Linked DNA regions of Homo sapiens: region 2 is linked to region 1. The links are chromatin loops, found by intact Hi-C in ENCODE. Cell type or tissue: B cell. All regions are shown on one strand. Links, peaks and the distances in the headings refer to the core of each region. The heading gives the core; the rest is flanking DNA.

Region 1 (8,333 bases), core at 100-8,099:
GGGGAAGCTATATAATCAAACACTGCTTTTCACTTTTGAAAGGATGCCCTGTCAAATGGTTTAGTGCTTTATGCCATTATGTCACATTGACATAATAAATCTCTATTTTTGATAAAAATGGGATAGGATTTACAAGGTTTGAACTCTGGGATCCAAGACTAGAAAACACCATACTATGGTTGGAAACTTTGTGTCCTCCCCAAATTCACAGGTTGAATCTCTAACCCCCAAGATGATGTTGGGAGATGGGCCCTCTTGAGAGGTGATCAGTACTCTCATACAATTGGCCTGAGGGAGCTCATTCAAACACAGCAAAAAGTCATCATCAATGAATCAGAAACAGGCCCTTGCCAAACACCAGATCTGCTCATGCCTTATCTTGGACTTCCCAGCCTCCAGAAATATGAACAATACATTTCTGTCATTTAGAAGACATCAGTTGATGGTATTTTGTTGTAGCAGCCAAAATGGACTAAGACACATCACCAGGAATCTGGAACCAAAACTGTAGGAGCTGCGTGCCCGCAGTTCTGGCATCCTCCTTTATCCTACTCTTTGCTCATTTGCTTCCTCAGCCTACTTTCCTGATAGTTTTGACCTACAGATGACCTTGGCTTTTTCTTTGGCTAATTGCTGATGTTGCTTTTAAAATTAAAGTAATACATGCATAAGTAGAAAATGATTTCTTCCCCACTCTGGATCCCTAGTCCCCTCCACCAGGAAGCAATTTCTGTTAATAATTGTGTCTTAGACATCATCGCAGGTATTTTCTATGCATATATATCCCCATTCTGTATACAAATAAGGGCATGCAACATACATCTTTCCATTTTCACCAAAGTTTGATAAAAACTGTACCCCAAAACAGACGGGTTTATTATTTTACCTTCTTTGGCCAATGCAGAGTTCATATTAGAAAAAATCCAATAGAACCGTTTATATTTTTTCTGTAGTCTTATTCATTCTTTAGATTTTCTTTTTCTTTTTCCAAATCAGATGATCCCTTGGGAGGCATATTAAAGGGTTTAAAATTTAGATCATAAAATAAACCACTCATTTCCAATAAGTAATACAATACCACGCATTATTCAGACACACTGACCATGGTGTGTGTGGCAGGGAATGTTTTATGACTTAAAATTCACAGTGCTGTCATTCTTGCCCAAAACGAGACCAATTTCTACTTTGTGGTGGATATACAGCTGAGGTGTTCAAGAAATAGAGCATTTTCTATTGTTCTGTAGCCTATTTATTTATTTATTTTTTGAGACAGAGTCTTGCTCTGTTGCCCAGGCTGGAGTGCAGTGGCGCAATCTCGGCTCACTGCAGCCTCCGCCTCCTGGGTTCCAGCAGTTCTGCAGCCTCCGCCTCCCGGGTCGCTAGGATTACAGGGACGGACCACCACACCCAGCTAAGTTTTGTATTTTTTTAGTAGAGATGAGGTTTCACCATGTTTGCGAAGTTGGTCTCAAACTCCTGACCTCAGGTGATTGGCCAGCCTCTGCCTCCCAAAGTGCTAGGATTACAGGCGTGAGCCACCACACCTGGCCTATAACCCAATTTAACTTCTACCCAGGACCCCCAGTTGACTAAGGTTGTGGAAATGTGGCATTCTTCCCTGCCCTGGGGTATTGTCTAAGCCCCAGGGCTTCTGTAATACCAGGAAGTTGGGGTTTGTCCTCTATGTTGCCTACCAGGTGTCCACACAGCCATCCATCCACGTCTGCCTGGTCAGGTCCGGTGGACTGGTCCATGCTGTCGTGAATAGGGTCAGGGCTATTCTTCTGTGGCCTCCATTGCTGTGCACAGGCTTAGGAAGTAACTGTCACCCTCTGTGACCACATTCCCCTAGACGCCTATGTGTTCATTTCCTTTCTGGGGTTTTGCAACTTTCCCACACAGGGGAACACAGGCCTCCTATGCTCTCAGATCCTTTGCTTGCAACGTGTTTTCTTCCACAATGTCTATGGGAAAGCACTGGTTCCCATTATCCACATTCATCACTTTCCCTCTCTTCTCTTTTCTTGCCCCACCCAGTCTGCCAGCCCCTCAATCAAGGCCTCTTTTGCTTTTGTGTGGGATAAATGCAGGCAGGGGGTAGGGAAGGGCAAAGGTGAACCTTCTTCTACTACAGCGTTATTATTCTCTTCGCATTTCTTTTGGTCTTAGTTCTTTTGGTCTTAGTTCTTTTGGTCTTAGTTCTGCCCGGCTGGTCTTCTCCTTCACCTGTATCTGGTCCCATAGCAATTAGCCCTTCCTGTGACATCATGTAAAGAATAATCTAGGCTGGGAGTAGTGGCTCACAGCTGTTATCCCAGCACTTTGGGAGGCTGAGGCAGGTGGATCACCTGAGGTTCAGGAGTTGGAGACCAGCCTGGCCAACATGGTGAAATCCCATCTCTACTAAAAATACAAAAAAATTTGCCGGGTGTGGTGGCATGACCCGTAGTTCCAGCTACTCAGGAGGCTGAGGCACAAGAATCACTTGAAACCAGGAGGCAGAGGTTGCAGTGAGCCGAGATCACGCCACTGCACTCCAGCCTGGGAAACAGAGTGAGTCTCCGTTTTCAAAAACAAACAAACAAAACAAAACAAAAACAGTAAAGAATAATCTAGTAGAAATGCGCTACCTGGTGTGCATTTAATTTTCCTGAGGGCTCTATGTCCTAAAGTTTGATCTTCTTTCTGTCCCATGTCATAAGGTTAGAACGCGCAGGGTTTTGGCAAGCCTGAAGCAGAGGGCATAGATTCTGTTCTTTGTCTGTCCTGAGAAGAGAAGCCCTAAGGAGGGCAGCTCAGATGGCCCAGGTGGGAGGCGGAGCCACCGGGTCCAGAAGGTGGCCTGGATCAAGCCTTTAGTCTCAGGAGATAGAGTAGTTTCAGGTGGGGCATGGGAGGTGCCTGTGTCTCGCAGGCTCACACTGGTCCTCTCTCCCTGCTGGACAACTGGCCTTTGTGATTTCCTGCCTCTGACCCCACTTTCCAGATACTTCTGTACCAACTCCCACTGACCATAGACAGATGGATATAAAAGATCATGAGTCCAAGACATAATGTGTATGGCTCTTGATTTAGGGCTGTAAGATGTCGGGGATAGGGGATAATTTAGAAATACTTAAAACAAAAACAATTTTATTATAATAAATACGGACTAAAGTGGGATATACATTCTATTAGGCTGAAAAAAAATCAGGTCCTTTTTTTGCTGTCTAGTGTTATTACAGATGAAGTTTTTAGGAAAGAAGTGAAAACGTACAGTTTTGCTTAAGGCACAGACGTTAGAAAGTCAGTGTCCAACATAGCCTGAACAGTTGGGATGTGGACGACTACGACACGCTCAGGTGCCACCTGTGGTCAGAATGCAGGAGTGCACTCTCAGTTGTGTTTGTGCCGCTCTGCCTGGAGCAGGCTCTGTCATTTTCGCAGCAAAGTTTCACATCTCTCTAGCTGTGCTGTTACTATGGTGAAGGAGGCAGTAAAGGCACTCATCTGTTTCCCTCTTTCAACACCATTGATCATGCTTCATCATCTGAGAACTGATGTTTTCTAGCCACCATTACACCTCAAATTTAGGAAAACACCAAGCATGTAATTCAAAGTTGCTAAGAGGCTGTGTGGGTGGATCACTTGAGGCCAGGAGTTCGAGACCAGCCTGATCGACATGGCCAGACCCCGTCTCTACTTAAAATACAAAAATTAGCTGGGCGTCTTGGCACACGCCTGTAGTCCCAGCTACTCAGGAGGCTGAGACAGAAGAATTGCTTGAGCATGGGAGGCGGAGGTTGCAGTGAGCCAAGATTGCATCACCGCACTCCAGGCTGGGTGACAGAGCAAGATTGTTAAAAAAAAAAAAAGTTGCTAAGACTTCATAAGACTGGGACCACAGGGACTGGTTGGAAAGTGACTTTGTTTCTTGCCCTGAGTAGTGTTGTATCAAGAACCCCAAATTTTGGCTGACAGCTTCGAGAGTATCATTTTAAAAGTAGAACACTTACAATAAGATGGTGTTGGGCCAGGCGTGGTGGCTCACACCTGTAATCCCAGCAGTTTGGGAGGCCGAGGGAGGTGGATTGCTTAAGGCCAGAAGTTCCAGAGCAGCCTGGGCAACATCGTGAGACTCCCATCTCTACAAAAAAATTTAAAAAATTATTATTTCATTGTAGAAATGTGTAAAGTAATGGCTTTAAGCTTGTTTTATATAAGGTTTGTACAAGGTTCATTTTGCTTCATGTCATTAGTGATTTTCTTTTTCTCTTTATGACATTTTGAAGGAAATCATTTAGACCAAGAAGGTATTTGATATTCTAGATCAGGACTGGGAAATTCGATGCACTGCAGAGAGACACGTGTGGGGCAAGCTGGATGTTGTACAATTTGGATGGAAGAGGACTGTGGTGTTCTGGAGGGCCCATAAGTCAGCTCGATGAGGAACGCTCTTTTCAGGTCCAGCTAGTTGTAGCCATATGGAAATGTGAGCCCCAGGTTGCCAGAACTGCTGTTTCAAGAGAATATAGAAATCCAGATTTTCATGTAAAATTGTTTGATTTTTTTTAAGTTATATGGGACTTACTAAAATAAACCTGTGTGCCCAATTTGGCCTGTGGGTTGCCAGGTTGTGACTTTTATTTTAGACTTTCTGGTTTATACTTCTTTTGTTATAAAAGTGAAAGCATGAGACTCCATAGGTAAGTTTTGGCAGCTTATATCAAATAAATACAGACAGTAGAGAGATTATTTTTAATCCAGTGAGCAATTAAAACTCCTTCCAAATGGTGGCACTGTTGGTATCTTTCTTCAGAGAATAAGCATAGAGCAAACATTTGCGCTGAAAGAAATTTGCACATGGAGAAAATGCCTTTTAGAAAAGGACATGAATGACAAGAGCTGCGGAAGGAGCCTTGGAAAATCAGAATGCATTCCAGGCACTAAATGCAGAGGAAATGCCTCCAAGGGTATTGGTGGGATATGATATTTTTTCTTTTTATTCTTTTTTTTTTTTTTTTTGACATAGAGTCTCACTCTGTTGCCCAGGCTGGAGTGCAGTGGTGCGATCTTGGCTCACTGCAAGCTCCACCTCCCAGGTTCACGCCATTCTCTTACCTCAGCCTCCTGAGTAGCTGGGACTACAGGCACCTGCTACCACACCCTGCTAATTTTGTTTTTGTATTTTTAGTAGAGATGGGGTTTCACCGGGTTAGCCAGGATGGTCTCGATCTCCTGACCTTGTGATCTGCCCGCCTTGGCCTCCCAAAGTGCTGGGATTATAGGCATGCGCCATTGCACTCGGCCAGGATATTTTTTCTTTATAATTTACACTTAATTTAAAACAAGCCTTGGCAAATTAGCAAATGTTCTATTGATTTATTATTAGTCATTTGTTTGTTTGTTTTTGAGACAAAATCTTGCTCTGTAGCCCAGGCTGGAGTGCAGTGGCACAATCTCAGCTCACTGTAACCTCTGCCTCCCAGGTTCAAGCGATTCTCCTGCCTCAGTCTCCGAGTAGCTGGGATTACAAGCATGCACCACCACACCTGGCTAATTTTGTATTTTCAGTAGAGATGGGGTTTCACCATGTTGGTCAGGCTAGTCTTGAACTCCTGACCTCAAGCAATCCATCCTCCTCAGCCTCCCAAAGTGCTGGGATTACAAGTGTGAGCCACCATGCCCGGCCTTTATTATTAGTCTTTTTTTTTTTTTTTTTTTTTTGAGATGGGAGTCTTCTGTTGCACAGGCTAGAGTGCAGTGGCGCGATCTTGGCTTACTGCAACCTCTGCCTCCTGGGTTCAAGCAATTCTCCTGCCTAAGCCTCCTGAGTAGCCGGGATTACAGGCACCTGCCACTGCGCCTGGCTAATTTTTGTATTTTTAGTAGAGATGTGGTTTCACTATGTTGGCCAGGCTGGTCTTGAACTCCTGACCTCATGATCCATCGCCTTGGCTTCCCAAAGTGCTGGGATTATTATTAGTCTTTTTTAGCATACCTTAAACTTGCAGTTGCTTCACAATCATTTTTGTTGTTCTTCAAGAAATGATAAAAATAAGGGATCCTAGATTCCACGTTCTGCTTTTTAAAAATAAAATAATGAATAAAGCGCCAAAGCCTAGAAGACAATGGGATTGTAAATAGCAAACATTAGGACCATGTGACCTTGAACCATTTGAGAGGAATAACATGGCTCTTCTCATTAAAATTACAAAATAGGCTGGGTGCAGTCGCTCACGCCTGTAATCCTGGCTCTTTAGGAGGCCAAGGCAGGAGAATCACTTGAGACCAGGAGTTTGAGATCAGCCTGGGCAACATAGCAAGACCTCCTCTTTACAAAAATTAACAATAATAAAATTTAGAAGGCTGGACATGATGGCTCATGCCTGTAATCCCACACTTTGGGAGGCCAAGGTGGGTGGATCACTTGAGCCCAGGAATTCAAGACCAGCCTGGGCAAAATGGTTAAACCCCATCTCTATTTATTTATTTGAGACGCAGTTTTGCTGTTGTCACCCAGGCTGGAGTGCAATGGCATGATCTCGGCTTGCTGCAACCTCCGCCTCCCGGGTTCAAGTGATTCTCCTGCCTCAGCCTCCCGAGTAGCTTGGAGTACAGGCGCCTGTCACCACACTTGGCTAATTTCTGTATTTTTAGTAGAGACAGGATTTTACCATGTTGGCCAGGCTGGTCCTGAACTCCTGACTTCAGGAGATCCACTCGCCTTGGCCTCCCAAAGTGCTGGGATTACAGGCGTGAACCACCCTGCCCGGCTCTCTATTTATGTAAAAAAAAAAAAATTCTTGTTTTACAATTTTTTTTTTGAGACAGCATCTTGCTCTGTCTCCCAAGCTAGAATGCAATGGTGCTGTCTCAGCTTACTGCAACCTCTGCCTCCTGGGTTCAGGAGATTCTCCTGCCTCAGCCTCCTGAGTAGCTGGTACTAAAGGTGCGTGCCACCACACCCAGCTAATTTTTGTACTTTTTTGGTACAGACGGGGTTTCACTATGTTGGCCAGGCTGGTCTTGAACTCCTGACCTTGTGATCCGCCCACCTCAGCCTCCCAAAGTGCTGGGATTACAGGCGTGAGCCACCGTGTCCGGCCAATTTTTTTTTTTTTTTTTGAGACAAGGTCTCAGTTTGTTGTCCAGGCTAGAGTACAGTGGTGTGATCATGGCTCACTGTAACCTCCACCTCCTGGTTCAAGCGATTCTCATGCCTCAGCCTCCTAAGTAGCTGGGATTACAGGCGCCCACCACCACACCTGACTAATTTTTGTATTTTTGTAGAGATGAGGTTTCACCATGTTGGCCAGGCTGGTCTTGAACTCCTGACCTCAAGTGATCTACCTGCCTTGTCCTCCCAAAGTGCTGGGATTACAGGTATGAGCTACTGTACCTGGCCTATTTTAAAATTATTTTTTTAAAAAAGAAGGAAAATACTAGGTGTGGCCCATATAGGGTGAGATGGAGGTTAAGCTCCACTTCCTGGCGGGGAGCATCAACATGCATTCTTCTTCGAGGAAGATTTGTCTCTTCTATTTATTAATCTTTTCCGTCATAAATAAATTATGATCTTCTGGGACGCAGTGTATGGACGCAAGTGTATTTATGTTATATTTTAGGTTATAGTCCAGTACTATCATTATTTTGTTGCTCAGATTATTCCAGCTTCGGCTGTTGGAGTTCTTTCCGGTTGGCCCTGGGGTCCCTGTGACCTGCCCACACGCCCCGATCTTTTTTGTTTTTTAAGCTCTTTTAAACTTTCTGGCATTGCAAGATGCTCCAGGCTTATCTTGTATTTGCCTTGCTCTACTTCTAGCATCAACCATTTCTCCAAGGAGCCCTGGTTCCTTTCATTGGAGAACACTGTTTAGCAAACAAGACTTGATATTGGCTGTGGTCATCACTACTGAGGCCCGCTCAGTGGGCAGAGCTGGGAAAAATGTACATGCATACCAACCCATGCATGCACACAAATCTATGATTATTTCTGTATCTAGGTGTTTGTGTCTATATTAAGCTAAAAATGAGCTCAGACTCATGTTAACCATCCTGTCTACTGTGTTCCTGTACAACAAGGACGTGAGCTTCCTATTTTCCAACATGGTCAAGGAAAGCAGTGTCCTGGTTCATCAACTCTTCTAGACAAATGAGTTACCAGATGTGACTTTTGTGTATGATCAATTTGCCAATAATTAAACTATAACGTTAAAATAATTTCTTTTATTTATTTATTTTTTTGAGACAGAGTCTCACTCTGTCGCCCAGGCTAGAGTGTGGTGGCTCGATCTTGGCCCACTGCAACCTCCGCCTCCCAGATTCAAGGGATTCTCCTGCCTCAGCCTCCC
Region 2 (8,333 bases), core at 275-8,274, 170 kb before region 1:
ATAAAATAAATAAATAAATAAATAAATAAATAAATAAATAAATAAAACAAAACCCCCAAAACTGTCCAGATGAAGATAAAGAGTATGAGAAGCCTTATTTTTGGCTAGAAAGAGTGCTTTTCTTCTCCTCCTACAGAGCTAATAACACACTGGGTGGGCACATTCATTGTTGAAAAGCCACAGGCTCAAAGCAGCTCAGGAGGCAGCCTCCTTTGTAGCTGGGTAACTCTAGACAGCCCAAGCCAGCCACCACCCTCGCTGAGCACTGAACTCAGCCTGCTGCCTGCCCTGGGCACAGAGGAGTCTCCAGGAGTCCCACACCTTGCTTTGCCTCCTTTGCTTTTCCCTTTCATGCTATTTACTATTTATTGGGCATCTACTTTGCAGCTTGTCCTTTATATTACTTGTCGTTCTTTCTCTCAAACCCTGCAAAGTGGAATCATGAGCCCCATCTTACAGTTAAGGAACATGAAACTCAGAGAGTATATAAATCAGGAATCAGAAATTTTGTGAAATAAAAACTCAACTCAAAATGGCTTAAGCAAAAAGAGTATTTCCTGGCTCACATAACCAAAAGAGCCAAGAATCTGATGGGCTTCAGGCACAGCTGGATCTATGCACTCATGTGAGCCATCAGGGCCCCATTTCTCTCTCTGCCCCTTGTTTCTGTACCCCTTGCAGGTAGGGTCTTCCTTATTGGTGTTGGAGGGATGGCTGGAATAGCCAAATACACTACATTTCATTAAGTGTGGCAGCCATGAAAATGCTCCACTTGGATTTCTTTTCAAAAATAACTTGCAGGCTGGTATGGTGACTCACACCTTTCATCCCAGCACTTTGGGAGGCTGAGGAGGAAGAATCACTTTGTTACTGGAAGGGGGTCCTGATCAAGACCCCAATAGAAGGTTCTTGGATCTCACGCAAGAAAGAATTCAGAGCAAGTCTATAAGGTAAAAGCAAGTTTATTAGGAAAGTAAAGGAATAAAAGAATGGCTACTCCATAGGCAAAGCAGCCCCGAGGGCTGCTGGTTGCCCATTTTTATGGTTATTTATTGATTATATACTAAGCAAGGAGTGGATTATTCATGCCTCCCACTTTTAGACCATATAGGGTGGCTTCCTGATGTTGCCATGGCATTTGTAAACTGTCATGGCACTGGTGGGAGTGTAGCAGTGAAGATGACCAGAGGTCACTCTGGTGGCTATCTCAGTTTTGGTGGGTTTTAGCCGGCTTCTTTACTGCAACCTGTTTTATCAGCAAGGTCCTTATGACCTGTATCTTGTGCTGACCTCCTATTCCATCCTGTGACTTAGAATGCCTTACCATCTGGGAATGCAGCCCAGTAGGTTTCAGCCTTATTTTACTGAGCCCCTATTCAAGATGGAGTTGCTCCAGTTCAAACGGCTCTGACAACTTGATGCCAGGAGTTTGAGAAGAGCCTGAACAACATAGCAAGATGCCATCCCTGTAAAAAAAAAAAAATAATGAGCAGGCATGATGTTGCACACCTATAATCCCACCTACTTGGGAGGCTGAGGCAGGAGGATCACTTGAGCCTGGGAGTTTGAGGCTGCAGTGAGCTGTTTGTGCCACTGCACCTGAGCCTATGCAACAGAGAAAGACCCTGTCTCAAAAAACAAAACAAAACCAAAAACACAAACACTTGCCATTCAGCTGCAAGGAGCGTAGTTAGTTACCAGCCTCCAGCTGTACCACCTTTAGGATTCATGCCTGGCTCAGTCAGCCACCAGCCAATGACCAGACATAGCAAAGTGTACCAGGGCCTGGTCATTTTTGCCTAATGCATGACTGTTGTAATAGGTAATCTTTGCTCCAGAGCTCGGCAGATAATGTAAGATCTGATTGTGTTCTGAGCCTCTCCCTGCCCAACCCTACTTCCTCCTCCTTTATCCTTCACAGCTCTTGCCCTTTCCCCCAAACACACCTCTGATACTTCAAACTCCATCTCTGCATCTTCCTTCCAGACACACTACACCTCACTGGTCCCCCATCCCCACTCACAGCAGCTTTCCTGGCTTTACCCATATTCCTTTGGATCTCTGTATGCTTTTCAGTTGCTCTGTAGAGTATAGCAGGCTAGTCAACCTTGTGGGCTGGTCAGAGGCATCTGCAACAGTTGTGACAGCTGCGGAAAAAAATGGATGCAAATTCTACAGCCTCAGAAGAAATGAGTGAAATTTTCCATGCTTGGTTTATTAGAGCTATTTCTGAAGTAAGACTTTTAGGACTTATAAAACCTACCAAATAGAAGACTGACCATTTGGCAAGGCTAACATGGGGCGGCTGCTAGAAAGCAAATGAGTGAAGCCAGAATATCATGTTGAGTTTAAGAGAAAAAGGAGGCCCGTCATATTTACATACCACTTACAGGAGCAGTTTTGGTGAGAAGAGAAATGTGTAATCCCTTGTGATGTTTAACCAGAAAGTATGTTGCTAACCCCAAACAGGTGTCTATCAAAACACCTGTGGAGTACTTTAGAATTCAACAAATAACATACATTATAATTAAAACCTCTCACACATTATTGCTGTACTTCTCACAAAGTCATTATTAAATTATGAGTAAAAATTTTTTTTTTCTTTGAGATGGAGTCTTGCTCTGTCATCCAGGCCAGAGTGCAGTGGCATGATCGCAACTCACTGCAACCTCTGCCTCCCAGGTTCAAGTGATTCTCCTGCCTCAGCTTCCCCAGTAGCTGGGATTACAGGTGCCCACCACCACACCCTGCTAATTTGTGTATTTTTAGTAGAGTTGGGGTTTCACCATGTTGGGCAGGCTGGTCTCGAACTCCTAGCCTCAACTGATCCGCCCATCTCAGCCTCCCAAAGTGCTGGGGTTACAGGCATGAGCCACCACGCCCAGCCTATAAGTAAATCATTCTTGAAGATACTTGGTTCAACCCAACATGCAAAAAGTCAAAGTGCCTGGGATGACTCCCCCACTTCTCCTCCTGCCCTCCCATTTGATCAATGACTGATAGGTCAGGAGTTCGATGCCAAGCTCTTGGCCTGCAGTCAGACCTCCTGAAACAACTTCCCCTTCAGAGTTGCCCTGCAGGTCAAGCTGGAGCTACCTCCACAGGTATGCCTGCGGTCACACCTGCTGGCTTCCTCTCCTCTGCCCTGCTCCCTGCTACTCCATTTTCCCTCTCCCCTGGGAGCACTCCTTAACGAGTCAGTCTCACCTGAATCCACATCTTAGGGAGTACTTCTCCAAACCCAACCAAGAACCAGCCCCTGGGGTTGGTGCCTGTGCAGGAGCTCTGGCCTACGGAGCCATCCTGCTGAGCTCCTGCCCTCTTCCTGTCCCATCAGTTCTGGAGGGTGGAAGCAGCTTCCTCCAATCACTGACCCTGGCCTGCTTCCCTGGACTTTGATTGTTTCCTTTGGTCCCTTCTCACACCTTTGTTAGTAGCCTATCATTAAACTCTCCCCAGGCATCCCTTTGTAGTGTACTACTGAAACCGCCTTTGCAAAATTTATAACTGAGGAAATTATGACAGTGAAAGAGATCAGACTTAATCCACTCTATCTTGCTTCTAACCTTTAAGCTCTCCTTTTTTTTTTTTTTTTTGAGATGGAGTCTCACTCTGTTGCCCAGGCTAGAGTGCAGTGGCACAATCTCAGCTCACTGCAACCTCTGCCTCCCAGGTTCAAGCAATTCTCCTGCCTCAGCCTCCCGAGAAGCTGGGATCACAGGTGCCCACCACCATGCCCGGTTAATTTTTGTATTTTTAGTAGAGACTGGGTTTCACCATGTTGCCCAGGCTGGTCTCGAACTCCTGACCTCAGGTGATCTGCCCATCTTGGCCTCCCAAAGTGCTAGGATTACAGGCGTGAGCCACCTCGCCCAGCCTAAGCTGTTCTTACTCATTCCTGGGTGTAGGCCGAACTAACCTTGGGAAGGAATTCAGTTTCATGGTTTGACTCTGAAACAAAATTGATAATAGCCCTTTCCTGAAAAGACCCCTTTTTGCCTGGGGCCCAGTCTGCCTTTGCCAGACTAACAAATTAGCTACAATATTAGAAATTGTGGTTTAGGGGTCATGCAGACTCTGGCTCCAAAGAGTCTGAACCTCTCCAAATTGCTCCTGGGGATAACATCACCATGTAAAACCTAAGATCAGTGCTTGAGATATTTTGCAGACCCTGCACTTGATGGATCAGCTGACACCACCAAGACCCGTAATCTGGCTCAACCAGTTCTGCCATCCCACCCAGGAACAGAAGACAGAAAGAAAACCTCACTTCGACCCCCTGCGATTCTATCTCCAACCTCAACCATCAGCACTCCCCACTTCCCAAGCCCCTATCTCCCAAATTATCTTCAAAAACTTCGATCCCTGAATGCTCTGATTTGAGTAATCATAAAACTTCAGTCCCCTGCACAGCCGGTTCTGCATGAATTACTCTTTCTCCATTGCAATTCCCCTGTCTAGGCAGGTCTAGGCAGTGGGAAAGGTGAACCCACTGGGCAGTTACACTACCTGCCTATTTTCTGCCAGAAACCTGAATCATAAATAGGACCATTACAGGATTTATTTTTAAAATATCCATCTATCCATCTTTTAAAAAAATCCATCTTTTTTTTTTTTTAAAGAGACAGGTCTCACTCTGTGGCCCAGGCTGGAGTGTGCAGTGGTGCTATCATAGCTCACTGCAGCCTCAAACTCCAGGGTTCAAGCAACTCAGCCTCACGAGTAGCTGGGACCACAGGGATGCACCACCATCTTTTGTAGAGACGAGCTTGCTATATTGCCCAGGCTGGCCTCAAACTCCTGGACTCAAGTGATCTCCGGGTCTCAGCCCCCAAGGTGCTGGGATTACAGACATGAGCCACCATGCCTGCCCTTAAATGTCTGTCTGTCTATCTATCTATCTAATCAATCTATCATAACACTCTAGAGATTTGGAATGAAACAGAAATTAATGTTGTGCAATGATTGCCCATTTTTGTCATCTAGTCAATTTGGCTCTGGGACTATATGTATAATAATCTGATTTAGAGATAATACTGAAAGTCTGATTTGAAGGTTCTTCCTGAATATGAAGGTAGAGGTACTGACCTACCCATTTCCCCCCAGATTGGCCCTCAGAAAGGCCTTTCAGCTGGAAACAGCCAGTAAACAATTTGCAAAAGCCGGCATCCGGCGCTAGATGGCAGCTGTGACCCACTGGTGTTGTTGCTCACTGAGGCCCATTAACAATTCCAGCTTGCCTGGCCCAGCAGGTTCACCATTTGCAGTCCAGCAAAAGCCAGCTCTCCTGCTGGCTCTCCACTCTCAAATCAGGGTTAGTCCACATTCCTCCAATGCAGAGGCAGTTCGTGATTTTCCAGCACTTTGGGTACCTGGAACTCCCTGCCCTGTCAGGGCCTGGGAAGGTTCCTATTGGTATCTCTCTCCAACCACCCTCCCTCAGTGCACCTGTTGCTAGACACTCAAACAAATGGAAACCCAAGGGTCAGGGTCTCTGAGGAGAAGACCAGAATACAGACACTTAGGGGGAACTCTCCTGGTGCAGGAAAGATTGCTGTGTTTGGGCTCTCCCTGGCTGGATGACCTCCATAATCGCTTTAGCTGGCCTCCCTTACCCTCTTTGGACTTAGCAAATGAGTGCCATTGGTCTTGCAAGTACCTGAAGCCCTGTGCAAACTAGCCTAAGCCATATAAAAAGATGGGATAGTTATTTAGTTAATAGCTTTTTTTTTTTTTTTGAGACATCCAGGCTAGAGTGCAGTGGTACTATCATGGCTCACTGCAGCCTCAACTTCCTAGGCTCAAGTAATCCTCCCACATCAGCCTCCTGAGTAGCTGGGACTACAGGTGCTCACCATGTTTTTGTTTTGTTTTGTTTTGTTTTGTTTTTGTTTTTGTTTTTTGTTTTTTGTTTTTGGTAGAGACGAGGTCTTCCTATGTTGCCTAGGCTGGAAACTCCTGGGCTCAAGCAATCCTCTGACCTCAGCCTCACAAAGTGCTGGGATTACAGGCATGAGCTACTTCACCCAGCCTAGTTAATAGCTTTAAAAGTCATAGGTGTGTTAATTTAGACACAACTGTAGCCACACGAGTTTCAGGTATGGCTGGATCCAGGTGCTCAAAAAAAATCAGAAATCAATTTGTCTTCATCTATCTCTACCCTTCTCTTTCAAGCACAATATCCAAAGTGCTGAAAGAAATGCAGGTCTTTCTTCCTAGTTATGCCAAGAATCCCAGACTTGACTTAAATTCAAACTCATTCCTAAATTAATCACATGGGAGGAGCCCTGGTAGATGACATACTCAATTTGGCTAGGTCAAGTGCCCATTATTAGAAAGAGGGGTAGGTCAGGATGAGAATGAGGGAGGCTTGGATCCTCCAAAAATCAGGGTCCTGCCACCTGGAGAAGACACAAGACAAACCAATTCATCGATGCCCACGATGACCAGAGAGCGAGTTTCCATCCCCCTCCCACTCACTTTCATCAGTTTACTCATTCGGTACACTTCAGGACGTCCTGAAAGCACTTCCAGCCCTCCCTCTCCCTTCTTCCCAGATAAAAGTCCTGCTTATCCAATCTCTGGGCGCTCCTATCAGACAGTCTCCTAACATTCTGTTTTTTTCCTTCAAAGCATTCTGTTTTTTCCCTTTATCAGTTCAAGATAATATTGTGATATGTGTGATTATTAACCTAGTGTGTAACTTTCCACTAGACCATAAACTTCAAAGGGACAAGGTCTTGGTGTCCCCAGACCCTCATACAGTAACTGGCACATAGAGGGTATTCAGGAAATGTACATTTGTTCATTCATTTGATAATTGTCTATTAGAAACTGAGGAAAATAAGTTCAATCTGACATAGTCCCTTTCTGGCCTCTACCTTAATGATGGAGGCAGACTAGTAAATCAATGATCACTGTCCAGTTGCAATGCTTTCTCCAAGAATGGTGAACTCAAGGGAGCCTGGGGAAGGAATATCAAAATCAGAGGGCTCCAACAGTGTTTCCCAGCAGAGTCATGACATTGGCCTAACTTTAGAAAAATGAGAAGGCATTAGAGAGATGAAGGAGAGGAAGAAGATTCCCTCTGAAGCGTATTCGAAAACATGGACATGTAACATAGCCTGATGTATTCTGGTGGGACTTGATGACCTTAGTCTCATTGTATTAACTCTCTAGAACAGGAAGTAACTATCTAGGAACTAGGTCCTTTAGATAAGCCAATGCCTTTTTTAAAACAGTAGAAAATAAAGGGGCAGACTGGGCTTGGTGGCTCACACCTGTAATCCCAGCACTTTGGGAGGCTGAGGTGTGAGCATTCCTTGAGGCCAGGAGATTGAGACCAGCCTGGGCAACACAGCAAGACCCCATCTCTTTAAATTTTTTTTTTAATTAGCTGGACATGTTGGCATGTGCCTGTAGTCCCAGCTACTTCAAAGGCTGAAGCAGGAGGACTACTTGAGCCTAAGAGTTTGAGGCTGCAGTGAGCTATGATCACATGGCTGCACTTCAGCCTGGTGACAGAGTGAGGCCCTGCCTAAAAAAACAACAGTAACAACAACAGAAAGGAGATTTATCAAAAGTAGTTTTTTTTTTCTTCTTTTCTTTTCTTTTTTTTTTTTTTTTAAGATAGAGTCTCACTCTGTCACCCAGGCTGGAGCACAATGGCACGATCTCGGCTCACTGCAACCTCCACCTCCCAGGTTCAAGTGATTCTCCTGCCTCAGCCTCCTGAGTAGCTGGGACTACAGGCGCACGACACCACACCTGGCTAATTTTTGTATTTTTAGTAGAGACAGGGTTTCACTATGTTGGCCAGGCTGGTCTCGAACTCCTGACCTTGTGATCCGCCCACCTCGGCCTCCCAAAGTGCTGGGATTACAGACGTGAGCCACTGCGCCCGGCCAAAAGTAGAATGTTTGTGGAAAAAGACTGGATACATAGCTGGGCGCGGTGGCTCACGCCTGTAATCCCAGCACTTTGGGAGGCTGAAGCGGGTGGATAACCTGAAGTCGGGAGTTCGAGACCAGCCTGACCAATATGGTGAAACCCCGTCTCTATTAAAAATACAAAAATTAGCCGTGCATGGTGGCCGGCGCCTGTAGTCCCAGCTACTCTCAGGAGGCTGAGGCAGGAGAATTGCTTGAACCTGGGAGGCGGAGGTTGCAGTGAGCCGAGATCGTGCCACTGCGCTCCAGCCTGGGAGACAGAGCGAGACTCCGTCTCAAAAAAAAAAAAAAAGACTGGATACAAAGAATATGGAGACAGTCTCTGATGATATCAGTGCCTGGTAGTAGGACCTTAGTAAACATGCAAATGCCTGGATAAAAGTA

What was found. Hi-C counts contacts between places; a loop is a spot of excess contacts. Peaks named below come from ENCODE experiments on the same cell type or tissue, not always from the same donor. Only the 100,000 strongest peaks of a DNase experiment are listed, where the experiment ranks them.
Region 2: it touches region 1 in a loop (24-fold over the local background); 10 of 110 quality-filtered maps call a loop at or near these places.

The regions. Positions count from the first base shown.
Region 1 is chr16:47,014,986-47,023,318 of GRCh38, forward strand. No RefSeq gene overlaps it. Among named protein-coding and RNA genes, the nearest start is that of DNAJA2-DT, 45 kb to the left of the region's middle. In B cell, for the core only: CTCF peaks have their summits at 3,319, 3,519 and 4,784; DNase peaks (open chromatin) are centred at 1,796 and 3,426; H3K27ac peaks cover 1,128 bases.
Region 2 is chr16:46,848,943-46,857,275 of GRCh38, forward strand. No RefSeq gene overlaps it. Among named protein-coding and RNA genes, the nearest start is that of C16orf87, 22 kb to the left of the region's middle. RefSeq lists an enhancer at 2,110-2,179. In B cell, for the core only: CTCF peaks have their summits at 5,165 (motif pointing right) and 5,365; a DNase peak (open chromatin) is centred at 5,189.